Regions from separate parts of the Mus musculus genome. Here all the other regions are linked to region 7. Evidence: chromatin loops called from intact Hi-C (ENCODE). Cell type or tissue: heart. All regions are shown on one strand. Links, peaks and the distances in the headings refer to the core of each region. The heading gives the core; the rest is flanking DNA.

Region 1 (4,471 bases), core at 120-4,119, 170 kb after region 7:
AAATTTAAACAATATCTATCCACAAGTCAAGCCCTACAGAAAATACTTGAATGAAAACTCTAAACCAGGAAGGTTAAGTACAAGAAAACACAGGGAATAAATAATTCCACCAATGAAAACAAGATAAGGAAAGCACACACACACACACACACACACACACACACACACACACACACACCACATATACACCTACACTATCAACATCAAAATAACAGGAAATAACAGTCACTGGTCATTATATTTCTCAACTTCAATGGACTCAATCAATTCTCCAATTAAAAAGACAAAGGATAACAGAATGGATTAAAAAACAGGATCCATCATTCTGCTGTATACAGCAAATACATCTCAGCAACAAAAAGAGACATTACCTCAGAGTAAAGGGCTGAAACAAGTTTCCAAGCAAATAGTTCCAAGACGCAGGATGAATTAGCCATTCTAATATCTAATAAAATAGATTTTCAAACCAAAATTAAAAGAGATATGGAAGAACATTTCATATTTATCAAAGAAAAAAATCCTCCAGAAGATGTCTCAATTCTGAACATATGTGCACTGACTACAAGGGCACTCACATTCATAAAAAAAAAATTACTAAAGGCTAAACTGCACATTGAGCCACACATTAATAGTGGGAGACTTCAACATGCCACTCTCACCAATGGATGGGTCATCAAGACAGGAACTAAACAGAGAAATAATGAAACTAGCCAAGGTTATGAATCAAATGGACCTAACAGATACCCATAGAACATTTCACTCAAACAAAAGAATTTACCTTCTCAGAACCTCACAAAACCTTCTCCAAAACTGATCATACAGTTGATCATAAAGCAATCCTCAACAGATACAAGTTGGTCACAAAGCAAGCCTCAACAGATACAAGAAATCCTTGTATTTTGTCAGACCACCATGAATTAGAGCTGGACTTCAAGAACAACAGAAACAAACAGAAAGTCTAAAAACTCATAGAAACTGAACCACTCTCTACTCAATGATCATTTGGTCAGGGAAGAAATAAAGAAATTAAAGAATTCAATGAATACAAAGGCACAACATACCCAAACTTATGGGACACAATGAAAGTAGTGCTAAGAGGAAATTTTATAGTACTAAGTACCTTCATAAAGAAATTAGAGTTCTCATACTAGCTATTTAAAAATAGATCCAAAAGCTCTACAGAAGGAGGAGGAGGGAGAGGAGGAAGAGGAGGAGAAGCAAGCATATCCAAGAGGAATAAATGGCATGAAATAATCAAACTCAGAATAATACAAAGAACTAACAATAGCAAGAGCTGGTTCTTTGAGAAAATCAGCAAGATAGACAAACCCTTAGCCAAACTAACTAAAAGGCAGAGAGACAGTCTCCAAGTAAGCAATATTAGAAATGAAAAGAGGGGCATAACAGCAGACACTGAGGAAATTAAAAGAATCATTAGGTCTACTTCAAAAACCTGTACTCTACAAAATTGAAAAATCTAAACAAAATGGATGATTTTTTAGATAGATATCACTTATCAAAGTTAAGTCAAGAATAGATAAACTATTTACTTAAACAGTCCTATAATCCTTAAGGAAATAGAAGCAGTCATTAAAAGTCTCCCAACCAGCTCCATTCTCCTGCTGTCTCTCTTCCACCTCCATCAGATTCCTGACTCATACAGGTAAGCTTTCCTCCCCCCCCCCTTTTTTCCTGCTCTTTGAGCTTTTTGGTTCAAGCCAAGCTGCCCTGAGCAGCCTTCCAACCCAGGGGGGACCTCCATTCTCCTTTTATCTCTTTGCCCACCTTCATCTCATCTTACCCAAGGCTCTTGAACCATACAGAATACAGGTCTGGAACCATACAGCCACACCAGGATCATCAAGGTTCACCCCCATCTCAATACCTACTAAACCAAGAGCATCCAGGGCCCAAAACCAGATTGCTAAAGGCCCCCAAAAGAACACAATCGACAAAAGCCAGGATATTGTGATGCCTCCAAAGCACAGTTTGTTCACTACAATAAGGATTTCCTAACACAACCCAAAAACAGAAGATGACCTTAAATCCAATCTTATAAAGATGATAGAGGCCTTTAAAGAGGAAATGAATAAATCCCTTAAAAAAATACTGGAAAATACAACTAAACCGGTGAAGGAAATAAATAAAACTGTGCAAGACCTGAAAGTGGAAATAAAAGAAATAAAGAAAACACAAACGGAGGAAATCCTGGAGATGGGAAAACTAGGAACTATAGATACAAGCATCACCAACAGAATACAGGAAATGGAAGAAAGACTTTTTTTTCCTTTTTTAAGATTTTATTTATTTACTTTATGTATGATGAGTACACTGTAGCTGACTTCAGACACACCAGAAGAAATCATCGGATCCCATTACGAATGTTTGGGAGCCACCATGTGGTTGCTGAGAATTGAACTCAGGACCTCTAGAAGAGCAGTCAGTGCTCTTGACCTCTGAGCCATCTCTCCTGTCCCCCCGAAGAGAGACTCTTAAGCATAATACAATAAAAGAAATTGATGCATCAGTCAAAGAAAATGCAAAAGATAAAAATTTCCTGACACAAAACATCCAGGAAATCTGAGATACCATGAAAAGACCTAATATAAGAATAATAGGAATAGAAGGTGAGCAGTCCCAGCTCTAAGGCCCAGAAAATATTCTCAACACAGTCATAGAAGAAAACTTTCCCAACCTAAAGAAAGAAATGCCTATAAACTTACAAGAATACCAACTAGACTGGACCAGAAAAAGAAAATCCTCCTGGTACATAATAATCATAACACAAAATATATAGAACACAAAATATATAGAACAATTAAAGAATATTAAAAGCTGTAAGGGAAAAAGTCCAGGTAACATACAAAGGCAAACCTGTCAGAATCACACCCAACTTCTGAACAGAGACTGTCAAAGCTAGAAGGGCCTAGACAAATATCCTGCAACCTCCAAAATACCGCAGGTGCCAACCTAGACTACTCTGCCCAGCAAAACTCTCAATCACCATAAAGGGAGAAAACAAGCTATTTTAAGAGAAAACCAACTTTTAAAAATATCTATCCACAAGTCCAGCCCCACAGAAAATACTAAAAGGAAAACTCCAACTCAAGAAAACACTGGAAATAAGTAATTCCATCCCAGCAAAAAACATGGAAATCACAAATCATTCTCCAAAACTGATCGTATAGTCGGTCACAAGGCAAGCCTGAACAGACACAAGAGAACTGCAAGAATGCCTTGTATCTTTTCAGATCACCACAGATTAGAGCTGGACGGCAACAACAGAAATGGAAATCACACCAAACTCCTCCCTCTGCCCCCCACCTCTCTCTCACACACACAACTAATATAAAAATAACAGGAATTAACAATCACTAGTTTTTAATATCTTTCAACATCATGGACTCAATTCCCTAATAAAAAGACACAGGCTAACAGAATGGATTAAACAAAACAAAACAAAACAAAACAAAACAAAACAAAACAGGATCACTTGGGAGGCAGAGGCAGGCAGATTTCTGAGTTTGATGCCAGCCTGGTCTACAAAGTGAGTGTCAGGACAGCCAGGGCTATACAGAGAAACCCTGTCTCGAAAAGCAAAACGCAAACAAACAAGCAAACAGGATCAGTCATGCTGCTATAGTCAAAGAATCATTAGCCCTTACTTCAAAAACCTGTACTCTGCAAAATTGGAACATCTTAATGAAATGGACAATTTTCTAGACAGATACCACTTACCAAAGTTAAATCAAGATCAGGTAAATGATTTACACAGTCCTATAACCCCTAAAGCAATAGACTCAGTCATTGAAATCTCCCAACCAAAAAAAGCCCAGGGCCAGATGGTTTTATTGCAGATTTCTACCAGACTTTCAAAGAAGAGCTAATCCCAATACTCCTTAAACTATTCCACAAAATAGAAACAGAAGGAACAGCCAGGCGTGGTGGCACTCCTTTGAATCTAGCACTTGGGAGGCAGAGGTAGGCAGATTTCTAAGTTCGAGGCCAGCCTATTCTACAGAGTGACTTCTAGGACTTAGCTATACAGAGAAACCTGTCTCAAAACAAACAAACAAACAAACAAAAACAATAAATAAATAAATACAACAGAAGGAACACTACCAATCTCATTCTATGAGGCCACATTCACCCTGATACCTAAACCACAAAAAGATGCAGCAAGGAAAGAGAACTTCAGACCGATTGTGATTATGAACATTAATGAAAAATACTCAATAAAATACTCGCAAACTAAATCCAGAAACACATCAAAGACATCATCCATCAAGATCAAGTAGGTATCATCCCAGGAATGCATGGATGGTTCAATATATGAAAAACCATCAAGGTAATCCACCTATAAACAAACTGAAAGAAAAAAAATCACATGATTATCACATTAAATGCTGAAAAAGCCTTTGACAAAATCCAACAGAGAAATCAGGGATGCATGGCACATTCCTAAACATAA
Region 2 (4,471 bases), core at 230-4,229, 1.6 Mb after region 7:
GTCTGAAGCTGCCCAACCCTGAAGTGGCTTCTAAGGGAATCTTTGTTCTGGTTTGGAGTCTCCTGCTACTTCTTAACTTCTGGCCTGGCAGGATGCCCTGGAAGTCTCCTATCTCCCTTTCTCCCCCAGGTGATCTACAGCTCTGGCCAGCTGCTTCATCACCCACTAGGTCCACCCTCCACTTTGAAGACCTGCAACCTCAAGATAGCCAACCAAGGGCCCAGGACTGGAGCCTTGGTTGAGCATCCTTTCTTAGCATCCACATGGGCTTCTGGAGATATGGTACAGATGACTAACATGACAGGAGCATTTGGGAAGACCAGATACAGCAGACACTGACATTTTGCTCAAAAGCAACACCCGAGAGTCAAGATGCTGCAGCTCAACTCTGAGTACCCTAACATCTGGTCACCCCCAGTCCACCAAAACTTATTCAGCTGGCTCCCCAGTGTGGGAGCCATGGGAGCCACATGGCAGATGCCTGTAAGATGCTGGGGAAAGACCAGACTCTTCAACAGCCAGCACCTAGAAATCAAGGCCTACTGAGGGATGTGGGGAGAAAAGGCACACAGTAGTCTAGAACCTCAGCCTCTGCATGTAAAACAAACAAATAAACAAACAAACAAACATCTTGCCTTGGTTTCTAACATCCCAAGAGTGTCAAGGGCAAAAATATCAGAATCCCTGGAGTAGAGAATACTCAGAAGATGGTCTAGCCTGGTGATTCTGATGACACCCCACAAAATCACCCCCAGAGCTAATGAAACCACAAACTGCTGGCCACCCACAGGCCTGGCGCAGCTGGGCTCTCTGGAGGCTGATGCTCAGAAATGTGTGCCTTTGGCAAGTGCCCAGGAGCTCTGGTGATAGCAGGGTGGTGTGGTAGCAGTGTTTGGACACCTGGGACTCTGTGAACGGCCCTGGAACATTCCTGCCTGTGGGAATCACACTCAAGGATCTGGTCCAGATGCTTGGTTTCCTCTAGGTCTGGGAATGGCACCTGAGATTCTAAGTCCCCATTGCTGAGGCTGCTGATCCCAGGAACATAAGCCTATCGGAGTCTGTTCTCTAGCATCCCCCATCTCACTGAGAAACAGAAAAAAGCCCACAGGGAAGCAACTGAGCCAGAAGAGAAGAAAATGGGGTGGGTGGAAGCTGCAAGCAAGCTGGGCAAGAACTAGTGCCTCGCACAGCTAGTCCAAGGCCAGCAGGGTAACTCCAGCTTATCATTTTCTGACCAAGTGATGGTCCTGGGGCTACCTTCCTAATGACCATTGTGGCTATACAGTGGGAAGTAGTCACAGATGGCACAGACAGGTCCCTTGATCGGGAAATCTGCTGGACCCCTGACAGCTACAGCTCTGCGTCTGGCAAAACTGACATCAGAATGCACATGCCAGCTGCTAGGGCTTGTTCCAGAGTCCACCTCAAGAAGTCACACACACGCACATACCACACACACACACTCAGGCACACTCACATAGCTCTGCAAAAGATACAACAGAACAACAGAACATTGTCATCTTGACCTGGAGGGCTCTATCTCATATTTTCCTGGCCTACTTTTGGGCATCTTTTCCTGTTGTAATGTCTTGAGAACAGGTAAAACTTGTCCTTGGGGCTTCCTTCTGATCTCCCATAGAAGTTGGATGCTAGGGGCCAGAAAATGAACAGTCTCCAGGACAACCGCAGGCTTATAAGAACGGGGTCAATGAAGATTCCTCTGCTGAAGGAAAGCTAAAGACATAAGGCTAGTTTGTTTGCCTTAGAGAAAAGAAAGCAAAAGGTTAATAAGTGACTTCAATAAAAATAAGAGTGGAAAGGAAGAGAGGGCACTGTCACTGAAGCCTTCTGCTCTGTTCGACTGGCTGGATACTGTGAGCAGGCATTACACTTTATATAAGACAGTTTCCATTATTTCTTTTCTAGACATCTTCAAGATTCAGAGAGCCCATGGGCTAGCAAGATAGTCAGTAAGAGCATCTGTGCAGTGAGCCTGAAAGCCTGAGCTCAACCCCCACATCTCACAGAGAAGTGACTCCTGAAATTGTCTTCTGACATCAACACGTGAGCCACACATGCACGCACAAACACACAGAAACACATATACAAACTCACACATACACAAACACACACAAACACCCATATACAACCACACCCATACACACATAAAAATACACACATATAAACAAACACACACACACTTCATAGAACTAGACTAGGGAGATGGTCCAGTTCATAAGAGCACTTGCTCTGAAGCATAAGGACCTGACTTTAAAGCCCCACAGCCCATGGGCATAGCTGTGCAGACCTATAACCTCAGCACTTGAAAACAGAGGTAGCTGGATCCTGAGAGCTGATTGGTCAGCCAGGCTAACCCAAACAATGAGCTTCTGGTTCAGAGAGAGACCTTATCTCAAGGCAGTATGGTGGAGAGAGGTACAGGAAAGCACACAACATCTTTCTCTGGCCTCTACAATCTGATGCATGGATGCACACACCACAGTTACACACACACACACACACACACACACACACTCCACATAACAAAATTTCGTCAATTAGGATTCTGCCCAAATGGGTATACCCTCTAAAAGATGGAGTACTGATTAATCTAAGACCACATAAATACCCTTAGTAACAAGGATTTTGCACAACAGAATTGTATTTTAATAGGATCTTTCTAACCACAGCCTATGCTCATGGTCTTGGCACCACCTAGTGGCTTACTTGCTCATTACAACTTTTACCGGACCTCTGATCACTTAAAATTTCAATTCAACAAAAATATATTAGATAGAAGTGATGAGTTAAGAGCCAGGAAGGAAGCTATACTGAAACATTAATAAAAGACACGGTCTCACCTTCCTGAGGCTGATGTGTAAGAGTTATACAAGTACATAATGCAAACATGATTACACACTGCGAGGTAACCAGGAAATGAAATTGTCATGGGCTGGAGGAAGATGTACGTAGAAGAATGGCTTTAGTTTTGATTTTGTGTTTTGAAACAGTATCTCACTAAGTAGCTCAGGCCTATCTTGACCTCTTCATCCTCTGGCTTCAACCTCCAACGGGCTGGGGTTGTGGGCATGCACTACCATGGTCTATAAAAGCAACGTATTTTAAGTGAGTGGCAGGTAAGGCCACTAAAGTCAAGCCCATACAGATGAGACGGAGTTGGATGAGGATATTCTGTGAAAACAGAGCAGGTCTTTGCAAAGGCAAATGGATCAAGGTCTCAAGCGCCTATGGAAAGAGCACAAAGTCCAGCTTGTCCGGAACACCGTGAGCAGGCCTAGCAGGCTATGATGAGGCTGGACTGAAGCTAGGAGTGTGTCCTTAAATGAATGCACACATATGGGGAGATGGGGTGGCGTTGGGGTTGTCCCCAAGGACAGAATCCGGTTAACTTTATACTTTTTCAAAATGGATTGGGAGAGGTTGGAAATACTTTGAATTGAGTTTGGACACTCACTTGACCCCAGCTGGATTTCAGGGATTTCAATGACCTGTGTCGGTTTATGGCTGGCTGCCCTGCCCTTTCCCTTAACTGACAGGCACACCCCTAGGGGGTTGCAGTAGAACCTCTTTTTAAGAGTCAGAATAGTGGTTCTAAATTTGGGGCCTTTTAGGCACCACTAAGTCCAGTTAAATTGACATCTCAAGGAGTGGGTAGCATGCTTTACCAGCAAAACTGAGAACATCTGAGCTTGGGACATTCTTACCAGGAGAGGAAAATATCAAAACAAAGTACTTGGGTTGGGGGAGGGGACAGGGGGTTTTCGGAAGGGAAACCAGGAGAGGGGATAACGTTTGAAATGTAAATAAAGAAAATATCTAATAATAATAAAAAAAAGAAATAAAAAGAAAAAAAAAGCCAAAGTACTCTGGGATACTGGAATCACGGAATCACACAAGTACCAGCCAGGCTGGTTTTTGCTTTGATTGGTCCATTGGTTTTGTTTTTTAAAATGAGTTTGTCCCAGGTAGAATTCCCAGTCTGGACCACAATGTCTCATTAAGTTTCCACCTAGATGTCAACAGCTCAGAAGAGCTGATGTCATAGAGGGATACAGTTTCTTGGTGTAGACGAAGCTGGCTAAGCAGACAGGAGTTATGAGACATCTGAGACTCCATTACTCATTCACAGGTCTCTGAAGTCAGAGGGTCCAAAGAGGCAGGCCTCTCGGCCCCAGTGGAGTCACACATCATAAGGACCCAGAGAGCAGCTAGCAGATGCTCATACTTTGGCTCAGGCTTGGGCTCTCAGGTGATTCTCATACAGACAAGCCAGAGATGAAACAACATCCTATAGCATCCTATAGTTCTGGGGAGACCTGCCCAGAACTGTGTAACTAACTTGCTATTCTGACATCTGCAACTAACACAGTGTGTGTGTGTGTGTGTGTGTGTGTGTGTGTGTGTGTGTGTGTGTGTATGTGTTTGGGGGGGGGGAGTTACGCGCGAG
Region 3 (4,471 bases), core at 123-4,122, 630 kb after region 7:
AGGAAAAACAGGGACAAAAAAAAAAAAAAATGGAACAGAGACTAAAGGAAAGGCCATCCAGAGACTACCCTACCTAAGGATCCATCCCATCTGTGGACACCAAACCCTGATACTCTTGTTGATGCCAAGAAGTGCTTGATGACAGGAGAGCCTGGTATGACTGTTCCCTGAGAGGTTCTTTCAACACCTGACTAATACAGATGCAGATACTCAGAGCCAACCATTAGAATAAGCCCGGGGACCCTAATGGAAGGACTAAAGGAGCTGAAGGGTTTTTCAACCCCAGAGGAAGAACAATATCAACTAAAGGGACCACCCAGAGCTCCCAGGGACTAAACCATCAACTAAAGAGTATCCATGAAGGGATTCATGGCTCCAGATACTTATGTAGCAGAAGATGGTCTTAACTGGCATCCCTGTGGAGGCTCCATACCTCAGTGTGCTAGATGCTAGAGCAGTGAGGCGGGAATGGGTGGGTGGATGGAGGAGCACCCTCATACAGGTAAAGTGTAGGAGGGGGGATGCGATGGAGGTTTGTGGAGGGAAAATTGGGAAGGGGATTCATTTGAAATGTAAATGAATAAAATGATTAATTAAAACAAATAAATAAAACACAGGTTCTAAAGAACAGGCTAAAACTACAAAGAAATACTATTTAGTGAGCCTTTCAAAAATATGTATCTGTCAAAGAAGTTTCAGGGAGTAGCATTTTCTCATCATTAAGAACAAAAATACAAAATTTCATTGCATCTCTGTAAATGTTTCTTAAATAAGTCACAGAAAAATTGCACGTATTATGCAATGTTATTATGCATCTATCCACCAAATAAATACTCATTGTCATCCACTAGACACTAGTAAATGTTTGCAAAAATACTTCCAGCTTCTTTAACCTGTCAGACAACCTGATAGTAAACTATGTCTGTACAAACCAATCACCTCACAGCAGCCTTACATTTCCTTAAAGCCTCATATAAAAAGCACCTGCCTAAAGTGAGTAATGGAGTCTTATGATCATTACACTTAGGAACAGTGTATGTAACCGATTCCATTTTCCTCCCTTGTGGAATATATTTCAGCTTATATTGCACAGCACATTACCAGTGCACATAAAGACTCTCTGATTAGCCCTTTGGACTGCCTAAGTACTTTTTTCCCCTGCCCTATAAAATATATTTACTTTATTTAGGAAATCAAATGTAAAAATATTTTATTATGGTGATTTTGCCTTCGTAATGAATACATAGCACACGTATTGTGATCAGTATATTCTAATGCAATGATGAGATAGAAAAGGGCTTAATCAAACTTCATGAGATACTCATTGAAAACTGGCTATAAACAGCATTTCTTCAGAACACAGGAGGAGCCTGTGAGAGCCACTGTCCACCTCCAGAGCTCCCAACACTTGGAAAGCACTGCACTCAGAATGCAGCAGGAGCTCAGTGGATGCTAATCCAAGAAGGCCCGAACACAAAGAGAGCTATCATTCTACTGGGAAACCCCAGACAAGCCTGAGACAGCCCCTCCAAGACATTTCCAAAGAAAAATACCTCAGTTATTGCAAAGACTATCTAAGATTAAGGAATAAAGGATATTTCAAGTGTAAATATGGTAAATATGTGGTAGATTATATTATAGCTCAGACAAAGTTTAAAATCAAGTACACTAATAAAGACTGAAGGAAATTACAGAAATGGAAATATAAAAGTTATAAAATGATAACTTAGTAATACTATAACATCTATTTTAATATATTAGAAAGAACTTCAAACCAACAACATGAAGTCTAAGCAGGTTGGGTAAAGGCTCCATACTGCCCCCTGCTGGTGCCCTCCTTCGTAACCTCCAGTACTTCAGTCCTACAAAACAAGCAGTGACAGGCTCACTAAACAAAGCAAGACACCCACAACAGACGCTGCATGTTAAAGAGATAAATGGATTAGGTATGAAATAAAATGTGAGGAAAGCGAGCATATTCATAAATATAATACATCAAGAATAAAAAAATGAAATCCAAAAATGTACAAAGCTTTGCTTAAAAGAGCTCAGTCTACAGTGTGGGCCAGCAAACATTATTTTCTCCTGAGCTAAAGAGAAATGCTTTAGGATTTGCACTATGTAGAATTTCTTTCATAGTTATTCAGTTCTACTACTGTCACACAAAGGAACTTCAGAACTTTTTTTTTCTCCAGAAAAAACAGGTGATAGGCTGGGTCCAAGTCATAGGCAACACTGTGTCTTAACATGGTAATACTCTATCCTGGTCCACACAATATTGGTACAAACAGTAGTCTGCTGCTGGTGCTGGTGCTGGTGGTGGTGGTGGCGGTCAGTTTCTAGAGGACTGAGGAGATGGGTCTGTAAGTAAGGTACTTGTTCTACAAGCATGGGATCCAAAGTTTAATTTCTAATGAAAAACTGCCAAGGATTGCCACATAAGTCTGTAACTCCAGCACTGGGAACAAAAACAGACCTATCCTAGGAACTCTTTGGCCAGCCAGTCTAGTAAAAAACAGCAAATTTGAAGTTTAGTGAGAAAACCTATCTCAAGAAGCAAGGAGGCAAGTAATAAAGAAAGACACCCAATGTCCTCTTTCTGGACCTGTTTCCATATACATAAGCACCAGCATGGGCCCGTGTGCGCACGCGCACACACACACACACACACACACACAGACACACACACACACAGAGACACAAACACAGCATTGTAACTATCCTACTCTACGGGGGCTGGAGGGAATAGTGGAAGGGGGGGGGGGGGGTGAGGGAGATCAACATCAAGGTTGAGAGACTCCAAAACAAGAGGCCCCTGCAGGGTTTGTCCATTAGTGTATATGAGAACCCTTGCAAGACATCAGATAAAATTCTTTATACATTTTTTAAAATATAATATGAACAATGACTTAGATAAATGATCATTAAAAAACTAAGAGACGATTAAAAAGTTTCCCAAACCATGTAATATTAACAAAACCAGAATCAGACTTCATGTAAAATTTTGCTTTTAAATATTATACATAAATACTCAATATTTATAGTAATTACAATATTAAATTATTTTGAAATTAAACAACAAAATAGAAAAACAACATGTAATTCACTTAGGGTTGTGAAAAAACGCAGAAGCACACATGTAACAACATGGGCTGTTGCTTTCCTTCCTATGCACCGTACAGACACGAATGAATGAATGAATGAATGAATGTGTTCATGGCATGTGCATTTTAAACACCTAACTATATGTATGCATGGCTGTACACAAGAGCATGTATGTATTGTTTAATAATTTTCTTTGCAGATACAAAGACTATGAAGCAAATTTCTTCATTCTGCTTTGTGTAGTGAGTCTGCACTCATGCAGCCGAATACTGGTAATTAATAATTTGCTGATTTTGGAGTCTCATAAGGTATTTACCAATATTAAATTTTATAGATATCTGGGTGTGGTATCATGTCTTTAATCCCAGCAAGGAAGGGGGTGGGGGGAGGCAGACAGATCTCTGAATTCAAGGCAGCCTAGTCTACAGAGGAATTTCCAGGACAGTCAAGGCTATGCAGAGAAAACCTGTTTTGAAAAAAATAACAAAAAAAAAAATTAGAGATAAAATGATGAATACTGTCAATACTAATACTATTATGGAAGAATCTTGTAAAGTGTGACTATCTTAATGAATAGCAAAACAAAAACAAGGAGACTTTTTAGATACATATTCTGAAAGTTTTGCTATATGTAACTTATGGGGTTTTTTTAAGTATTGGATACAGATATCCTGAAATGTATGATGTAGCTAGCACACACTACTTTTAAAAATATCTTGGGAAAGAGTCACACAAAAATCTAAACAATGTCTGACAAAAGCAAATTCCAACATCTACAAAATAATAATCTCAAAACTAAATGTTTTTCATGAAGCTGTCCTGTTCTGGCTGTATGGTTTTTTAAATAGGAATAATTCTTAATGTAACTTATTACGATCTTTAAAGCATCAAAGAACTATTTTATAGCCTGCATTAACTTGTGATAAAATGGCTTCTATGAAGGCCAGTTATGTTTCCTGGAAAAACAAATGTGTATCTATTCACTGATCGGATTTTCTCTTTTATCTTGTCTCCAGTTTCTGTGTAGATTTATCATGTTCATTGTTTTAAATTTTAACAAATCACCTAATGACATAATAAAATATGTTAACCTTGGAATTATTTGCAGTTGGAGAAATCCCTTTTGTCTAGCCCATACAGGGCCTGCAATCTGTTTTAAACACAGATTGTCTGCCTTTTGTCTGACAGCCACCAAGCTGCACAAATTACTTTCTGCCTGTTCACCTGTTTGCAGCTGCATCTGTAAGCTAAAGATTCTGCAGTTTGACTTGAGCAACCACTTCAGGATTGATGACATGTGCTGCTGATAAAGTGAGCAATTTGAAGAAATTACTGCCTATAGGTACTGAAAGACATCTGTGCGGGA
Region 4 (4,471 bases), core at 174-4,173, 860 kb after region 7:
ACAGTTCTGCCCATACTTTTGGTCAATTGTGACTATGTGTGTAGTCTGGTTTCCTCCCTGTTTTCAAAACGAAGTTTGTTTATGAAGGTGACAATTGACTAATTTCATAATTAGTGCAGAGACATCTGGATGTTCCGGGAGAAATTTCTTTCAATATCTAAGCTTTAATCAGCTAATGTACATTTCATAAGCAGTTAACCAACTTAGGCAAAGGAGTGGGCATCTGCAATCCATTGGCAAACAATAACCTGCCCATCTGGAATGGGTGAAGAACAATCTTTTTTAAATTTTAGGAAAAAACTATTCCAGTGCCTCAAAACGTGCATTATCTTCATTCTCAGCAAAAATTGAGTTCATTGTTCAGCCGCCAGGAAAATTGATTGAATTTGACATGTACTGTTAGGTTTCTTAGTTCTCCTAAAGGTTTAGTTTTGTGAGCGTGTAAATGAGAGGGTATTACAGTCCCTCTGGAAAAGGATGTCAGGGAACGATAAGATCCACTTGAAGCAACTTCTTTTCAGACGCAACGCGCCGCCGGAACAGAACTAAGCAAACTGTCCCTCGTCCCAAACCACTTGAGGACACTTTAGCTGGTGCTTGCAGAACCATAGATCTTTTAAAGGAACTGTACAATTCAAACGTGTTTCACCAAAAGATGCTTTTCGGTCGCCCCCTCAAAGGACAATTACAATAACCTCAACTATGTGAGGAGATGGATAGGTGTAAGCAGAAAGCTACGAGCCGAGCCGAATCGTCAAAGACCAAGCAGGAAGGCAGGCAGACACTACGGAAACGATCCCATTAAGGTAAAAGCCTTTTGTTTTATTTTTGTCAAGGTGAATATTAATTTTCGTTTCTTTGGTAAAACGTAATTCAGGACTAGCAGGCCATCTTCACCAATTGTAGGTTCGCAAGGATTAGGAAGTGAGCCTGGGACAGAGACTGGAGTGTTCAGTATCCTGTAGTGCTTAACTACTTCAGAATAAATTTGATGGACGCAGGAGAACGCCTAGGAAGAGTTGGGGGTTTAAAAAACCGTTTCTCGAGTGAGTTCCATAGGGTGCTTTCATTTTAGCGCTTGGTCTTGAGCCTCAGCTCCCAGGATGCCTGCGGTTCCCTCTTTCCAACCACCTCATTCCTTCGAACAGCCTTTCTCAATTTAGAGAACTGGAGGGAACTTTCTTTACATTCAGACCCCCCCAGGACATACACGCACCGTTGGTGACCTGAGCTTTGAGCCAGTGCTTTCTAGTTCCCTTGCACTAAAGTGGAGGCAACTTCTGCATCAGCAGGCTTCGCACCTTTGGGCCCGTGTGTATTGAGTACTGAATCTCTCGCTTTTCAAAACCGTGGAATTTCTAACCCCCCTTTCCGAAAGCTCCCTGAGCCAGCCTGTTGCTGTAAACACGTTTACCTCGCGCTTCTCAGCCTGGGAAGAACTCTAGCCCAACCCAGCCCGAGCTCCGCCGCAGCTGGAAAAAAAGGTTGGATAGATTCCGAGAATCTTTGCAGGTAGCAGCGCGGTTCTGCGGGGCCCGGCGGCCTGAGCCCTGCAGCGGGCATGGGCAGGTGCAGTAGAGCGCGCTCGGAACCGCAGCTTCTCTAGGCCGCTGGGCGGCCACCTGGGACCCGCACCGGAACTTCTCCGCGCTCAGACCTCGGGGGTGGGAGGGCGGCAAGTCCGCACGCTTTGAGAGAGCCGGCTCACCAGGTAGACAGACCTGCAATAAGCCTCGTTGCAGAAAACTGGCCCACCCGGCCACCAAACGAGCCGTGGTGTCCTGGCGTGCAGAAGCCGAGTCTGCCGCAGGCCAGCTGCACCCCCAGGTCCGAGTCTCCGCGGAGCTGTCCCAGCTCCCTGTCGGGTTTCAGCTGCCAATTTACTCATTTATCCGTGGATCGGGTCAGCTTCAGTCCTCACGGCTCTGGGCTTTCGACAACAGGGACACGCTGACCTGGAGCGGGCTGAACGGTTGCTGCCCCAACGTTTGTGGTATGGGAGGAAGGGGAAAAGGCCTAGCAGAGGAGCTGGTGTGTGTGTGTGTGTGTGTGTGTGTGTGTGTGTGTGTGTGTGTGTACACGCGCGCACAGCGCAGTCCCCAGCCCACCCAGGAGTCTGCGGGTGGAGCCAGCAGGTGTCAGACACAGACACCCTGAAGTTGACTGCGTGCTGCAGACAGCCTAAATAAATTGGACGCTTTAAAACCAAGTTATGGAAACTGTATCTTCTTCCCTAGGACCCCTCTATGAGTCGCCTTCCCTGCTTTTCTTCAGCTTCTGCGGAACAGCGACCTTTTGCTGTGTTTTTCTGCAGCCTGGATGACTTGACCATAGCTCGACTTAAAAGTGCATGCACTCCAGTCACTGAGCGGTGAAGGGGCCAGGCGAGCGGAGAGGCTTGCGAGTCTTAGACACGGAGCTGAGGGTGGAGGGACCAGGATTAAGAATTCCATCTTTTAAAAAATCGTGGCTAGGTCTCGGGCTGTCCAAAGGGACACGATGGGAAAGCGCCGGCAGGCTATAGCTCTGCAGTCCGCTAGAAGGACCGCAGCGCCCCCTGGAGGCACAGGGCGAACACTTCGTGGCATGGGTTCCAGGATGTGAGTGTGGCCTCCAGTGATCTCACTGCCTGGTTCCCTTGGCTTGAACCCGAGCCTGTTGCAGGAGAGGAAAAGTTGTGTGTGCTGTGTGCAGCAGGCTGCTAGACCGATCCTTCAGCCATGACTCCTTGCCCTGGCTATCCCAAATCAGCCCCAGATGCCCTTTGCTGGACCCTACCCACTAGAGAGAGATGAGGGGTGTATATTGGACCCAGGAGCACCCTCCTTGTCCCTATGCCCCCCACTTAGCTTCTTCCCACCGGAGTCTGCACAATACATACATACCTCTGGCAATGAGCAACAGGGACACCTGGTCACTTGGGAGCAGCTTGGGGAGACCAAATATGGAATCTCAGGGAAAGCTATGTGACCATGACCAAGCCTGGGAGGCAGACCCAGAGGTCCAGTCTGTCTCCCCGACCCACCCCCAAACCCCCAGGAGCTGGAGCAAGGCCAATCCCAGCAACCTGTCAGCAAGGTGGGAGAGGCTCAATGCTCTCCTGCTGGTCTCTTGCAAGTCTTGGGTCGGTGTGTGTGTGTGTGTGTGTGTGTGTGTACATGCATACACACGTTTGCTTGCTTGTCTCCTAATACTAAAACGATGGAAAATTCTGAAGGAAATCTTGATTTGCAGTGTGTTCCAATCCTCCTGACCTGAGCTCAGCAGCTACTCTCCTGCTCAGCAGCTACTCTCCTGCTAAGCAGCTACTCTCCTGCTAAGCAGCTACTCTCCTGCTGCTGACTTTTGTTTTTCTAAAATGGGGCAAAGACAGCCTATTTGCAGCTCCCCACATCCAGTAGGAGCAGTTATGTTTCTCAGCGGGGTCTATTAAGCATGGATTGCTCTTCTTAGGGAGGCCAAATGAATTGCCCCACCTGAGTCAGAATTGGGAACGACCCCAGAAAACTGTGTTTAAGTCCTCCAGGTGAATAGATGCAAAGTTTGAGAGTCACTGAAGTTGATCAGTTTGACACTTGGAAGCAATGGTGAAAGCTGTGCTCACTCTTCAGGCTCTCCCTTTCCCTCTCTTCCATCTTCCCCCATTTCCTTTCTTCCTTCCCTAGGGAAAATACTATCCAAACAGCTGGCCTGGACAGCTTGTTCATTCATTCAATGGTTTAGTCCTTTGGCCACTCTCTGGCTTTACTTCAAAATCCTTGGAAACCTGTTGAGAATAGCAGCGTCTGTCTCTTTGCTGGCCACCAAAATTTTAATCTAATACTAGATTCCATTTGACTTCAAAATATGTTTCTGTTGGGAACCAAGTAAACAGAACTCTCACCTCAATTTTTAGCTTCCGTGTCTCTGAGATGCTCATCAACTCCTTTTACCTAGGCAAATGCTATTCTTTTCTGTCACCAGCTCTTGGGGATTCTACTTATCTGCTGGGTACCTTTCCACACACATCTGCCCTTGCCCTGCATGCCCTCTCAGCAGTAGGTCACAGGACATGGCATAGGGTGAAACATCTTAACAGGTAGGATGAAGTATGGGTAAGGGTTTGGGCTGCTGTGTTCCAGGGCTACGGGGAGGCTGCTTATGACAACTGAAGACCCAGAGCCCGTGTCTACACATCCAGCTTTACTCGTCTTGCTGCACTGGTTCCAAACAGCTCACATTCTTCATCTTGCTGCTCCAAACTGCCTAGCCACCAGGCCACATAAGCCAGTGCACGGGTCTTCATTCTGGAACTGCTGATTTGCCACCTTCAGATTGGATCAAGTCCTTTGCCTTTCTCTAGGGAGCACAGAATGATTTTCTTCTCTTCTGGAGTACCTAAACTCTGAATATAAACAGCACGTTCTAATCTCAGGCCAAAGGGATCCACTTCCCTGCAGAGCTCAGGCTTTCTCGCTAGGACCCTGATTCC
Region 5 (4,471 bases), core at 190-4,189, 210 kb after region 7:
ACGTTGTGCATGTAGAGTTCATTCAATCACTTAACCTGTTACAAGCCTTTTTTTTTTCCCCTCCTTGTTTTACTCGCAAAGGACATTGGCTACCATGAGTTCCGGTGCGCTGTTGCCCAAACCACAGATGCGTGGTCTTCTGGCCAAGCGTCTGCGGGTTCATATTGCTGGCGCATTCATTGTGGCCCTGGGAGTTGCCGCTGCCTATAAGGTATGTGCTTTAGGTCACAAGCTGTTCGTTTAAAACATTATTTTTTAAACCTAGTTAAGAGCTGTTTAAAAAAGAAACTCTATCTTCAAGATATTTCCCTCATTTACCTTCCAAAGGCTTCAACGTAACAGAAACCCTATCTTCAAATGAAAATGCGCCACAGTCATTACAGGTTCCCTCTTCCCAGGTATCAAGGTAAAGCTGACAACCAAGAAATCTGATGTTATAATTTACTCTAAGTCTGGAGATCTGAGCACCAAGGGAATGTTGGTATACTACCCAATACAGAAGCCTTGAGGGGAAAGTGTTAGCAGTTTTAACTGCTTATCCCAGTGTCCTGGTACAAGTCCCAGGGTTGGAAGTCTAGGAGGTTTGGTGTCTGTTGGGAAAAGAAGATGGGTGTACCTAGCTCAAGAAGATTGAAAATGTGTCTTGGGGTTAACCTTTTTTTATTTGGTCCTTTTATGCATTGGGTGACCTGTTTACACTCTGAAGTGGATCACTGTTGGCCAAGTTTCTTCCAAAACCAGCCTCATAAAACTCTAGCTGTCTGAACATCATTTAGCCCTGTCATGTAGATGCTAACTTAACTATTATATATAGTGTGGGCTTCAACAGACTTTAGAGAGTGGCACTGAGGAACCTCCCTTTGGTTCTTTTATTGGATGACATTGGGATTTGAAAAGGAGGAGGAACAGTAAATTTACTTCTGTGTTGCTTCATTAGATAGCAGGATTCTGTGCATTTCTGTAGCCCCTCACCTGTGGACTAGTACGCACAGGTGTACTGTGTTCTGTGCACGATGAGTGAACCTGGGAAGATGAGCTAAACCGTGTTTTATATTCCAGACGTGGATTTGGATCACCAAATGCCAGCCGTAGCTGTGGCTATTGCTTAACCTTTGATCTATTGCTTTAACTCCACCTGGTCTCTCAAATACCATTCCTTCCCTCTGTGCTGACCATTCTGTATGTAAGACACAGCCACATGAACATAGCTCTTCCTGATCTTTTTCTTTGTGTTAGCAGTTTTATTAATAAAGGCCTTCCTTTCAAGTAATCAGCCATCATTTTGGATTCCATTCCCTAATTTGCAAAATGACTCAGTTCTTGTTTAAGTGTAAATTCCCTATAACTTTCTGGCATTTTCTTATATCTTTTAAATTTGCTTTAAACTTCTTTAAAATTCACAGTCTGCTTAAGTTGAGCCGGGATATGTTACCATGTTAACATTTCGACTGGCAATATTTATGGTTTGCTAGAAGGAAGGCTATTAGTTTATTTTGTACTATCTTTAACTTTTTGGGGGGGACGACGACGGCAGGGTTTCTTATGTTCTCTTCAAACACACCAGAAGAGGGCATCAGATCTCATTACTGATGGTTGTGAGCCACCATGTGGTTACTGGGAATTGAACTCAGGACCTCTGGAAGAAGAGTTAGTGCTCTTAACCACTGAGCCATCTCTCCAGCCCCAACTTAACACTCTTTCTACCAAACACATACACAAATGTGGACTACAACCCTACCCCAGAATAGGGTTGTCTGTCTCTAGGGTAGTAGGGAGCTTTTTGCTGTATAGTTGCCACAAGACTCTTCCTTTCATGGTGTCCCCCCTCCTTGTCTAGGAAATAAGAGGGCTCAGTAAAGACTGAGTACAAGTATCTTCTTAGTTTATTTTGTTTTTATGCATTTCTAATAATCTGAAAAGAAAGTTCTGTAACGGGCTATGCTACCTTTTAGTTTGGCGTGGCTGAGCCAAGAAAGAAGGCGTATGCAGAATTCTACAGAAATTATGATTCCATGAAAGATTTCGAAGAGATGAGGAAGGCTGGTATCTTTCAGAGTGCCAAGTGATTTCAGAATGCAAAGGTAATTACAGTTACTTTTTAGTTGTGTCTAAGAAATGTTTAACTAGTGAATTATCTTAACTGTACAGTTCTTATAAAACTGCTACTGTCTAGGAAAGAGCCGCCATGCTTTTCTTCCAGACTGACAAGTAGTTCTTTTTATGAATTAAACTACATTATTTGCTTTTCTTCTTCCCCTTTTTCTCCTTCTATGCATGGGATACATGTCAGAAAAACTTTGGAATTGCTTTTCTTTCCACCCATTATATGGGTTTGTTCCAGGGAACAAACTTGGGTTGGCAGATTAAGGCGGTGAGTGCTTTTACCCATCTAGTCGCCTTGCTGGCCCTTTGTCAGTTATTTCAGTTAGTACAGTGTTTTACTGTTGAGGCCGGCCAGCGGCTCACATGTCCGGGTTCGAGCCTGGAAAGCATCTTGAAATCTGGAAGAAAAGAGGGAATGTAGGCGGCTTGATGGAGCTAAGTCAAGAGATTCTGATCAATTTTAATATTCAGAAACTGAGGTTATAAGGAAGGGGGAGGGGCCCATTCCCGCCAAATCATCTTCAGAGTCCAGCTGTAGGTGACCACGTGTGTACTCTGGAACAGCTAGGTGGCGGTAGTAGCAGTGGGAGTGGCAGAAGGATAGGGTGGCAGGCTCCACCCCCGATGATCTCCTGGTGATAGCAGTCAACTGCTCAGCCTGTTTAAGGGCTGGGTGGGGGTACATTTTACATGTCAGTAATTCCCTCCTTTTTTTAAGGCTGAAAATACTCCATTGTATGTTGTTTCTGGGAATTGAACCTGGAGTATTGTGCATACTTGGAAAGCATTCTACAATCGACTACATCTTATTCTATATACATACATACATGTACTCATATATATGTGTATATACATGTATATATATGTGTGTGTGTGTGTGTGTAGATTTTTTTATCTTTGTTTTTTCCCTTTTAGTGGATATTTTATTTATTTACATTTCAAATGTTATCCCCTTTCCAGGTCTCCCATCTGGAAACCTCCTATCCCATCCTTTTCCCCCTGCCCCTGTGAGGGTGCTTTCCCCGACACTCACTCCCAGTGTATGTGTGTTTTTTGGTAGTGGGTTGAGATACTTTATGGTGGTTTTGATTTGCGCTTCCTAGTGATTTGTAGCTTCGAGTGTTGCATGTACTTATTGGCCACTTTGTATATTCTTTGGGTATACTGGGGATTTTCCCCTTTCATATGTATGTAGGGTGTGCGTGCGTAAGTCCAAGGTTAATATTAAGAGTACTTTCCTTTAGTATTTTCTATAGTATTGAGGCAGGATCTCAGTTGAATCCAGAGCCCTCTCATGAGGCTAGGCTGGCTAACCAGGTTACTCTTGCAATTGCAGATGAACCACCATGTCTGTCAGGCATTTATATAAATTTTGGGGATCCAAACTCTGGATTTTATTGTTATTTTTGTGCTTTAGCCACTTGGCCAGCTCTCCATCCTGGGGATTCTTTTATTCAACTCTGCTGACTATTTTTTAAATTTTACTTTAGATGAGTTGTTCCCTTATATTTCTGTCAAACAGGCCATCCCAGAATCACTGCCAAATCCAGTATCTTAAACACTTTCTTTCAAGAGTCTTAATGCTTTTTATGTCTTTGAGTCTTTCTTTTTTGCTGGTGCTGGGGATTGTATGAAGTGTATGCTTTAATTTAGCTGCACCTCTTTAGTCAGTGTTTTTCAACCTTGTGGGTCATGACCCTTTTAGGGGTTTCATATCAGATGAACCTACATACCAGGTATTTACAATTCACAACAGCAGCCAAATTATGGTTAGGAAGAAGCAATGAAAGTAGTGTTATGGTTGGGAGTCATTACAGTAGATGGAATTGTATTGAAGGGTCGTCATTAGGAAGGTTGAGCACCACTGCTCTAAAAGTCCTCCGTATTAAGATAATTTTTGTTTATGGTGTAATGGCAAGATCCAGCTTCATTCTTTAGTATACAGATAATATGTTGTCCCAAAAATATTTTTTAAAAATTGTCCTTCCCCTTTGAATGAAGGACCCTCAGATTTTTTGTTGTTGTTGTTGTTGTTGTTGTTGTTGCTTCTTGCATTAGTCTATTGAGGTAGTCTTTTGCTAACAAGAAGCTGTTTCATCTTGACTAGTTGGTTGGCCAGTGAGCTCCTAAGATTCTCCTGGTTCTGGTCCCCCAATGCTGGTGTTTTAATGCACTGTCATGCCTGACTTTATGTGGGAGCTGGGGATTTGAACTAGGATCCTTGTATAGCAAGCATCCATATTCTGAACCATCACTCAAGCCTGGTTTGTTTATCAGGGCAGTACCACAGAGGTTTCATTATATATGAGTCTTCCACCCCAACCCCCTCAGTTGAGATATTTGAGCTCCTTTGAGAATCTCTGAATTT
Region 6 (4,471 bases), core at 325-4,324, 230 kb after region 7:
AGCACGTGCACACTGCTCAAGTGCTGCTCAAACAAAGCAAGCAGCCATGCTAAGGGGAAGTAGATGCTTTCCCAAGGTTGCTGGGAACTCACTTCTCAAAGTGCTTAGGGGTGTCCTGTGCCCTCGTCCTTTGCTTTGGAGATTGTATACCAAGACCCATGTTAAGTAGGGAAGATGGAGCACAGGTATTGTGTCTGGTAATCTCCTCCCCAGGCAGTCCTGAGGTAGCCCTGCTAAGGAGCAGCACCACACTGTAGAACTGCTCCTGCCCTAGTGCTCCTCAGATGCACTGCCAGGGACTGTTCCTTCATAGCTCAGTTCTATTTATGAAAGGTCGCGAACTCCACAACCACTCCCACGAGAAGCCACGTGGCCATCCCTGGAGCTTCCAAAGCTGAATGCAGACAGGAGTATCGAGTCTCTTACCGAGCAGGCTGATGCCCAGTCTGGACAGGCCCTGTCGCAGTCCTTCACCTAGGCTCTCAGGGAGCTGCCGCCGCCACTCCTCCTGCCGGTTGTAGTGCTCCTCGTCCAGCGAGAGCCGGCCCATATTCCGGGCCAGGCTGGTGGCCAAGTTGGTGATGGATGTCAAGGCACCTGCGGGCACAAGAGCATGGGCTGGTTCCCTTCAGGTGGCAGCCAGGGTTTGTGAGGTGGGATGAGAAGACATGCCAGCAGCACTGAGTGGCTAAGACCTTTGCACCTTGCCAATAATTTCTCAAGACTTGGGGGAAAGATTTTTGAAGTCCTCTATGGATCCAGTTTTAAGAGATTAAAGTCCGACCGCTGACTACATGCCTAGCCTACCTATGTTTCTGAGCTCATTTTACAGGTTATGTTTAAGGTTATACTCCTTAGTCCCAGGTAGATTGTCAAGAAATGTTTCCACTTTACAACTTGTGAATTCACTGTTCCCTTTTCTTCCTCTGGTCTCTTTTTTGTTTGTTTTTTCAAGACAGGGTTTCTCTGTATAGTCCTGGCTGTCCTGGAACTCACTTTGTAGACCAGGCTGGCCTTGAACTCAGAAATCCGCCTGCCTCTGCCTCCCAAGTACTGAGATTAAAGGCGTGTGTCACCACGCCCGGCCCTCCTCTGCTCTCTTATACAGGCTTACATCAGCTTTGAACTTGTGATCTTCCTCAGCAAGCGTGACCGCACCTGGTCATGACTTCAGTCTTAATAAAGGGAGAAAGTAAACTCTATCACTTGGTATTCTGAGGGAAAAACCCTATTTGCTATAGAAGATTTATGAAGTTTTGGTAATCTGGACATTGACTGATAGAAAAGTCAACAAAGGAACCCAGGCAATGATTCTGTTTGGTTTTCCTAAAAAAAGACAACTTCCCATGCTCCAACAGTCCCAACTGCTCCAGCAAGTACATATGGATCTCAGCAGCAAAACCAGAAGACACCAATAGAGAAGAAATGGCAGGTCCCACTTCTGAAGCTATCATTTTTACCTGTGGTCTGAACACATAAGATACCCAGACACACTCAGACAGATGAACACACAGACTTGAACACATAGACACACATACAGACATGAATCACAGACACACACAGATGTATGAACACAGACACACACAGACATATAAACACAGAGACATATGAACACACAACACAGACAGACACACACACAGACACACACACACACAGACAACCCCCCCCCCCCCCGATTTTGCTAAGATGGGAGAACAAATGTAAGAAGCAGTCAGGATGCTAAATAAGCTGAGCTACAGTTTAACAGGTGTTTGCTGTCCTATTGTAAAACACAAACACCAGAACCTCAGAGGACCCATGGCAGGACTGAGAAGCCCACCAGGCACACATCTGTGAGTTTCTAGTCCGCTCCCAGGCCTCCCGGGATCTGGGGCTGGGGGAGGCTCCCTTTCATTGTCCATGGAATTTGTTTTTATTACTCTGGCTGCTCTCTTGCCAACCCCCCACCAGGAGCCCCCACCCTCACTATGGATCATGGAGTCTCATATTTCAAGCCTAAGTCTTCTTTTGAGGTCTTCTAGAGTCTTCAGTAACCTGCCCACTCATAACAGAGTTATGGTATTGTCTACAGTAAAATGCCTTTTATGGGCAAGAAGGCCTTTGCCCTGTTTTCTCTGCCTCCCGCTGAGAAGAAAAGGGGACTCAGATGGCCCTTGTTAGTTCCCTGGTCACTGCCAACCTGACCAAAATATCGAGCAAACACTGGATGAAATGAAAACATTCTCCTGGTGGGAAGCAGTTTAGCCTCCATGCCTGATGACCTGTCTGGACCACAAGATGGCACTGTGGATGTAGGGAGTGGGAGTAAAGCTGGCTTAGCAGTCAGCTTCCCCACTACAATGAGTCCATGTCCTTAGACAGCTATGACAACTGTATCTGCATTTTAGAAACATGATGAGGCAACTGGTGTGGGAGCCCTGCTGCTTAGCAGAGGTCACAAACACTGTCAGTATTTCTATATTTATTGTATAGAATAACAGTGGAGCCAGTTTGTGTTTTCTCAATGAGAACGTTTCTGAAACATTTTTAAACACTACAGGCAAGCAGTGATTTGTTTAAAACATGAGCTTTGCTATCATCCCAGCATTTCACAGCAAGTTAACACAACAGAAGCTGCAGGCTGGGTGAGCAAACTGAACAGCATGAACGCTTGAAACACAAGACAAGGCCCTGCAAGGACCGGCACCCGCTACCTTTGGAAATGTGCTTGACGAATGATGTGGTCCCTCTGGAGACTCCGCTCACGAAGGCTCCTGGGCCTCGGGTCAATCCCTCATATGGAAGCCTGAAGAAGTCCGAGATCCCATTCCCAATGCTTCTCACTAAGCTGGCGGGGCTGCCGAGGATTTCCAGAGACCCCACCACCCAGCCTGCAACACAAAGGGAAGGGGTTATTGAGACCTTGAGTTCAGCACTTTCAACACTCATGAAAAGTGGCCTGCTTTCTCTAAAATTCCCTTTCCACACTAGAACGAAGGGTGTATGACACCCATAAGCTTCTTTGGAGCAAAATATGGGAAATCATATCTGTGAATTCATAAATGGTGAACTTTCATACTTTATAAATCACAGTGTTCCTCTGGCAGCCTTGCAAATGGCTTTAATATGACTTCTGTGCCCAAGCCTCCTGTACTCCTGTAAAGGGAGCCATGTGCAGAGAACACCTCCAGCTCAGTCAGGCACTCTGGGCTGCAGGTGCTCACAGACTGAGATGTTTCTCCCTATCTGTCAGGGCGGCGGCGGCAGCAGCAGCAGCAGCAGCAGCAGCAGCAGCAGCAGCAGCTGCCTGGTGGTGAGAAGCCAGATGCTAAAATAGGGTATTGCAAAAGGGATGCAAGCTTTGACAAGGATGGAGGGTTCTTTTTAATCTTTCACAATCCTATCAAGCTGAGTACTTCTCTTAGAGTGGAGCTAGAGCCAAACAAATGTCTCTCCTTCAACCCTATTGGGCTGTGTAAACATCGGTGACAGGGACACACTGATTAGGTTAGCGAGAGGGAAGTGCTCCCCCACCCATGTCCCAGGAGCGTGGCTTTGGGTCTGCTTTCCTATTTAAATTCAGACTTGCCAGGAGCTGGCCTGCTCCAGTGGCTTGCTCACAGCCTTCTGCCTTTTCCCTTCCGCCTGGGGTGGGGACTGAGGGCTTGTAAGCCCAGAGGACTCCAGGGGCAGGCAAAGACCAGGGGCAGGGAGAGGAGAGATCTGAAAAAGCAACTTCCTTTAGGAATCTTTATGCCAAACTCAGTACTGTGGCCTTTTTATTGGGAAGGCTGTGAGGTAAGGCAAAGGATGGGAACTGTTCCCTCTCTCAATAGCAAGTCTCTGTGACAGAGATCCTCAGTTAAGTCACCAACCGAAGAGGGAGGCCAAGTCCCCAGGTCACTATCAAAGCAGAGAGCTTCCTAAAGTAGAGAGCATAGGACTGGCATAAATGTTGAGCCCTTTTCTGGAGCATTAGGGTGACAACATGGCTGTCAGTCATTAGGACTGACAAATGAAGAGCCACGTGGGGCCAAGGCACTGCTCATGGAATCCCCCAAGCACAAGGCCAACAGTGCCACCATCACCCTGCAAGTGTGCCTGACCACTGAGCTGCTGGGGGTCAGAGCTGTATGGATACAGGAGGTAGATGACAATCCCACTTGATGTGTGTCTACAGTATCTCTACTGGCAGGAATCAGAGGACACTGAAGTGAGATTTTGTTAGTAAGACATTCACAGTCTCTGGCTGAAAAATTTAGGAGTAGGGTTTCCAACCTAGGTTAGTTTACTTGATCTCTGCCCATCTCAATCAATCAATCAATCAATCAATCAATCAATCAATCAATCAATGGTCCTGTGGAATAAGTTATTCCTCTTCTTAGAGGATCTCCCAGAATGATCACAGGTTCCATCTGATGGCTGGTTTAGAGACCTTGGTTTCCCTGACACATGTGAAAGAGTCTCCTGTCAGGCTCCAGTGAAGCTTCCT
Region 7 (4,471 bases), core at 205-4,204:
GAATGAGTGAGCTCTGTTATAGATCAGTGGCAAAAAGAGCTAAGTTTTTTTTATTGCTGAAAAAAGTGTAAGAGAGGACTCTTGTTTTGCTTTTGGGTTTTTTGTTTTGTTTTTGTCATCATTTCGTCATTGTTGTTACTGTTGTTTTGTTTTGAAGACAGGGTCTCACTATGTAGCTCTAGGTCTCCTGAAGTCACTATGTATACCAGGCTGGCCTTGAACACACAGAAGTCCACCTGCCTCCTGAGCTGGGGTCAGAGTCCTGCACCACTACATCAGGCCTCAAGAAGGAAACTTCTAAATGATGATTTATTTATTTTTATCTTATGCATATTGGTGTTTTGTCTGCATTTATGTGTGGGTATTAGATCCTTTGGAGCTGGAGTTAGAGACAGTTGTGAACTGTCATGTGGATGCTGGGAACTGAACCCGAGTTTTTCAGACCAACAGCCAGTGCTCTTAACCACTGAGCCATCTCTCCAGACCCATACGAGGGAAACTGACAACACACTTGTATTTTGTATATGTAGGTGATTGCTGTATATATGTGTTTTTATACTATACACACATATTTCAATGTAGCTCTGAACACATTATTTTAAGAAAGTGGTTAAAATTAAAACTAATAATTAAATTTAAAATTTACATATTTTCTAAATTGAGTGTTTCTCTTTTTTTCCTTTTCTTTCTTCTTTTTCTTTTGACAAACTCTTACTTTGACGTTCAGGCTGGCAAGGAAGTCACTACATAGCTAAACTGGCCTTGAATTTGAAGTAATCCTCCTGCCTCAGACTCCTGAGTGCTGGGATTATAGGCCACCACACCCATCTTGGTGTCTTTTTAATTTCCTGAGGCATCTTGTGCACCAGGACCAATTTTGTACGGTTTCCCTCCGTCTTTCCCTGCATCCGCCAGAGGCTCTCGGGTGCATTTTAGTGCATTGGCTTCGGTCCTGATGCTCATCCCGGACTCATTTCCTATCTGGAACTGCCCACTCCCTGTGGCCTTACGCGTGTCTGGGTATGGGTATGTACAGAAGTGTAGGTGCCAGAGGAAGGTATCAGATCTGGACCTAGAGTTACAGGTGTGGGTCGTCGGACCTGTGCAAAGCCTATGCAAGAGTTGTACTTGCTTTTAACCTCTGAGCCATCTTTCCCACCCCCAAAGCCAAGTTCCATTCCCTTGGCTTAACCATAGCATAAATCGCAGTTGTAAATTCGTGATACAAAGATTATACTGAGGACTTGGGCACTTACTAAATGGCATTCCTGTTTATGTCATTTCTTTAGGTTATTTCTGGCTAACAGCATTTTAAAAGATCAGATCAGGGATGGAGAGATGGTTCAGTAGTCAAAAAGCACTGGCTGCTCTTCCAAAGGACCCAGGTTCAAATCCCAGCACCCACAGCAGTTTACACCTGTCTGTAATTCCAGTTCCAGAAGATCTGACACGCTCACACAGACATACATGGAGGCAAAACACCAATGCAAATAATAATAATAACAACAACAACAATAATAATAATAATAATAATATCAGGTTATTGTGGAGGGGTGGCATAGACAAGGGAGAGATCTCCTCCCCCCCCCCCCCCCCCCCCCCCGCTTAAGCACATAGGAGAGTTGGCCCCCAAGGTCATAAGAGCAGGAGAGCTGGCCCTGCCCCTCACTGACTGCCCACTCAGGAGAGCAGGCCCCACACTTGGCCTGGACAGCACAGTAGAACTGCCCCAGGTGGTGGGAGAGCAGGGCCCCACCCCTGGGCAGCCCTAAGGGCATGAGCAAGAGAGAGCTGGCCTCACCCCTTGTCTGCCACGGAGGGGAAAGGTCAAGATTCTCCTAGTCACGTGTGGCAGGCAGGAGAGCTGATGGGCTGACCAACTCAGCTACAACCCAGGCACAGACCCAGGGCTCTGAGTTGGCCCACCCGACACCTACCCTGTTATGGTGTGCTGGGTGTGTGAAAACGCCTGCTGTGCGGACCTCCCGGATGCGGGACAGCAACAGGAGCCCCTGTGAAGATCCAGTATAGAGAGGGTAGCAGAAGCCAGAGGCCTCAAATGACTCAGTGCAATGAACACTCAAAACTGTGACACCCTACAGCTTCCCCAAGGGACAGAGAGATGAGTGGGTTGGGGTGCACGATGTAAAATTCACAAAGAATAAGATCAAATTACTCATTTTAAATAGTTAATTTTTAACCGAATACTAAGAAATTCCGCTAGGGGGCACCAAAGACTGATTTATGGTGTTAAAGGCCTTCTACAAGTAAATGTAGCTTTTATGAATTTGACATATACTATGACATTTTCAAATAGGGGAAGTGTTTCTCTACTTAATTTTTTTTTAAAAAGTATATGTAGAATAAATTTGGGGAAAAGTTATTACTTTGAGCTGGTAATTAAAATATTTGGTTGGCTTGCAAGTCTTTTGCAGAGCCCTTTGCTGGTGGACCCTAGTCTGTGCTCCCTATTAACTTTCCCACCAGCCCTGTGCTCCTGGCTTCCTCACCACAGACTGTGGAGACAGATAAGTGCGAGCAACTATAATAGTGTCATGCCAACAATGGTTTCCCTCAGGTAGTTCCTGTCTTGCCAGAAGCAGGGACAGGATTAGGCTCTCAGTCACATCCTGCAGGGACAGGGACAGGGTTAGGGTTTTAGTCACATCCTGCCTACATTACTGCGAATATTCCCAACAGGTCCACTCTAAACACCTAATTCCAGGCTGTCTGCTCTTCACTGTGTCTCCACACCACATTGTTTCCTCTTAAGGAGTAGACTTTAAACCGTCTCTCCAGTGATCATTCTGCACACTTTATTCCAGACACGATGACATCTCGTTCTTCCAACCTCGGTGTGTTCTCTCCCACTCCCTCCCTCTCTTGCTGTACAGACTGTTAACCCTGGCGTTCATCTTCTCTTTTCATGTGTCAATTTCTGGTATGTCTGACAAGATGAAAATTCTACCTCCCTGGAGTTGTGTATTTATCCTTTTTTGTGGTCTTTCGACCATGTTTACTGCCATCTTTAACCTTTGAAACTGTCAGTAAAATGCTTCCTGCATAATAGGCTGTGCACAGAGGCTTAGTTGAATGGCTACAGGGGTTGTCAGTGGACATGAGGACTTTCTCCAAATCTCCTTTTCCTTTGAGGTTGCACAGGAGACTTTGACTGCGGTTATTTTTTAGTTACTTGCATTTATTTTCAAGTGAGAACGGAACCAGCACATCTTTCCTTCACCTTGTTCGCTTTTCCAATCCTTTTTTGCCTCTGCCTGGGACGCTCTCTGACTTCCATCACCTGCTCCCTTCTTGCTTTACCTAAGCAGCTTTGACTTCTCCAAGGGGTCCTGCTGATTAGCCACCTCCTGCCCGAGGCTGGCTGTCTCCGTGGGGCAGCTGGAGCTCTTTTGTGCTGTGCTCCCTGGATGTATCCGAGCTTTTCTGTTCTCTTCCCAACACATCGAATCCCTCCACCCCACGGTGCTCCCAATCCTTAGTCTGAAGGGAAGTCCCGTGTTTAGCAGACCCTTTCTTTCCAAGATAACTCCTCTTTGGTGAGGTTAGGGAGAAGGGGTCACCCTGTCAAAGGACTCTAACATGGCTCCCTTGGTCTTCCCCCTGACTGTCAGGGAAGTGTAAGGTGCTGTCTCCTTTCTGAGATTCTCACTGTGATCAAGGATAAGTACTCTTTAATTATTTCCTGAGAAGATAAATATTCTGGGGTAGGGCTGTGTCTCTCCCCGCTCCCCTCCTCCCCACTTCGCCAGGTATGTTCCTTTAATCTTACAGAGACAGGCAAAGGATGACTGAGGGATTGTGGGAGCCAGAGACAGGGACACCAATGTAAACAATGAAACTTGTTACATATTTTTTAAAATTTATTTTTGATTAGATATTTTATTTACATTTCAAATGTTATCCCCTTTCCTGATTTCCCCTCCGAAAACCCCTTATCCCATTCCCCATCCCCACATATTGTTGGGTTTTTGTTTTGTTTTCTGTTTTGTTTTTGACAGGGTCTTACCACACAGCTCTTGCTGGCCATGTACACCAGACTGGCCTGAAATTCACAGAGGTCCAATTGCCTCTCGCCTCTCAGTTGCTGGGGTTAAAAGCATGTGCCAACATGCTCTGTTGGTAGCTCGTTTTAATTTGGTTAGGCAGTGAACTAAACGTCTGTACACATGTGTGTTAGGAACAATCAACTATATGAGAGAGGTGCTATTAGCAGTATTTTTTTTTCCAGAAAAGAAATGTCTAAATGAGCCGAGAGGTAGACTCTGTCTTCACTGGTAGGTCTAGAGCTGGAGTTAAATGCTGGCTGTTTGCTGTTAGACACTGGTCTTACTTAGCTCAGTGCCTGCTGCATGTGTGTCTGAGCGTCACATGTTTGCAGTGCCCACAGAAGCCAAAAGTGGGCATCAGATCATCTGGAACTGGAGTGATAGACCCATCCCGCATCAGGGAC

The links. Hi-C counts contacts between places; a loop is a spot of excess contacts. Peaks named below come from ENCODE experiments on the same cell type or tissue, not always from the same donor. Only the 100,000 strongest peaks of a DNase experiment are listed, where the experiment ranks them.
Region 1: it touches region 7 in a loop (2.7-fold over the local background); 2 of 42 quality-filtered maps call a loop at or near these places.
Region 2: it touches region 7 in a loop (11-fold over the local background); 25 of 42 quality-filtered maps call a loop at or near these places.
Region 3: it touches region 7 in a loop (5-fold over the local background); 9 of 42 quality-filtered maps call a loop at or near these places.
Region 4: it touches region 7 in a loop (7-fold over the local background); 26 of 42 quality-filtered maps call a loop at or near these places.
Region 5: a loop joins it to region 7, with 2.8 times the contacts of the local background. A loop is called at or near these places in 22 of 42 quality-filtered maps.
Region 6: it touches region 7 in a loop (4-fold over the local background); 7 of 42 quality-filtered maps call a loop at or near these places.

Annotation. Positions count from the first base shown.
Region 1 is chr15:35,976,051-35,980,521 of GRCm38, reverse strand. It overlaps a transcript of Rgs22 not described here. Among named protein-coding and RNA genes, the nearest start is that of Cox6c, 40 kb to the right of the region's middle. In heart, for the core only: a CTCF peak has its summit at 2,396; no DNase peak of the experiment used is centred there.
Region 2 is chr15:34,534,287-34,538,757 of GRCm38, reverse strand. No RefSeq gene overlaps it. Among named protein-coding and RNA genes, the nearest start is that of Gm22208, 4.8 kb to the right of the region's middle. In heart, for the core only: a CTCF peak has its summit at 2,721 (motif pointing left); no DNase peak of the experiment used is centred there.
Region 3 is chr15:35,515,961-35,520,431 of GRCm38, reverse strand. The region is part of intron 17 of Vps13b (vacuolar protein sorting 13B); the gene reads right to left. Among named protein-coding and RNA genes, the nearest start is that of Gm24771, 31 kb to the right of the region's middle. In heart, for the core only: a CTCF peak has its summit at 1,816 (motif pointing left); no DNase peak of the experiment used is centred there.
Region 4 is chr15:35,291,143-35,295,613 of GRCm38, reverse strand. It overlaps Gm52178 (a long non-coding RNA gene), which reads left to right. Exons shown (of 3, transcript XR_003951500.1): 1 at 1-806. Among named protein-coding and RNA genes, the nearest start is that of Gm52178, 2.7 kb to the left of the region's middle. In heart, for the core only: a CTCF peak has its summit at 2,558 (motif pointing left); a DNase peak (open chromatin) is centred at 2,563; H3K4me3 peaks cover 2,087 bases; H3K27me3 peaks cover 2,367 bases.
Region 5 is chr15:35,932,895-35,937,365 of GRCm38, reverse strand. Cox6c (cytochrome c oxidase subunit 6C) reads left to right here. Exons shown (of 4, transcript NM_053071.2): 2 at 82-211; 3 at 1,953-2,081. The coding sequence starts at 95. The coding sequence ends at 2,066. Among named protein-coding and RNA genes, the nearest start is that of Cox6c, 3.1 kb to the left of the region's middle. In heart, for the core only: a CTCF peak has its summit at 2,658; no DNase peak of the experiment used is centred there; H3K4me3 peaks cover 820 bases; H3K27ac peaks cover 3 bases.
Region 6 is chr15:35,913,173-35,917,643 of GRCm38, reverse strand. It overlaps Vps13b (vacuolar protein sorting 13B), which reads right to left. Exons shown (of 62, transcript NM_177151.4): 57 at 2,694-2,870; 58 at 427-597. Among named protein-coding and RNA genes, the nearest start is that of Cox6c, 23 kb to the left of the region's middle. In heart, for the core only: a CTCF peak has its summit at 2,276 (motif pointing right); DNase peaks (open chromatin) are centred at 2,293 and 3,623.
Region 7 is chr15:36,146,243-36,150,713 of GRCm38, reverse strand. It overlaps Fbxo43 (F-box protein 43), which reads left to right. Exons shown (of 5, transcript NM_001081253.2): 5 at 1-654. Among named protein-coding and RNA genes, the nearest start is that of Rgs22, 8.1 kb to the right of the region's middle. In heart, for the core only: CTCF peaks have their summits at 2,030 and 2,231 (motif pointing right); no DNase peak of the experiment used is centred there; H3K4me3 peaks cover 563 bases; H3K27ac peaks cover 411 bases.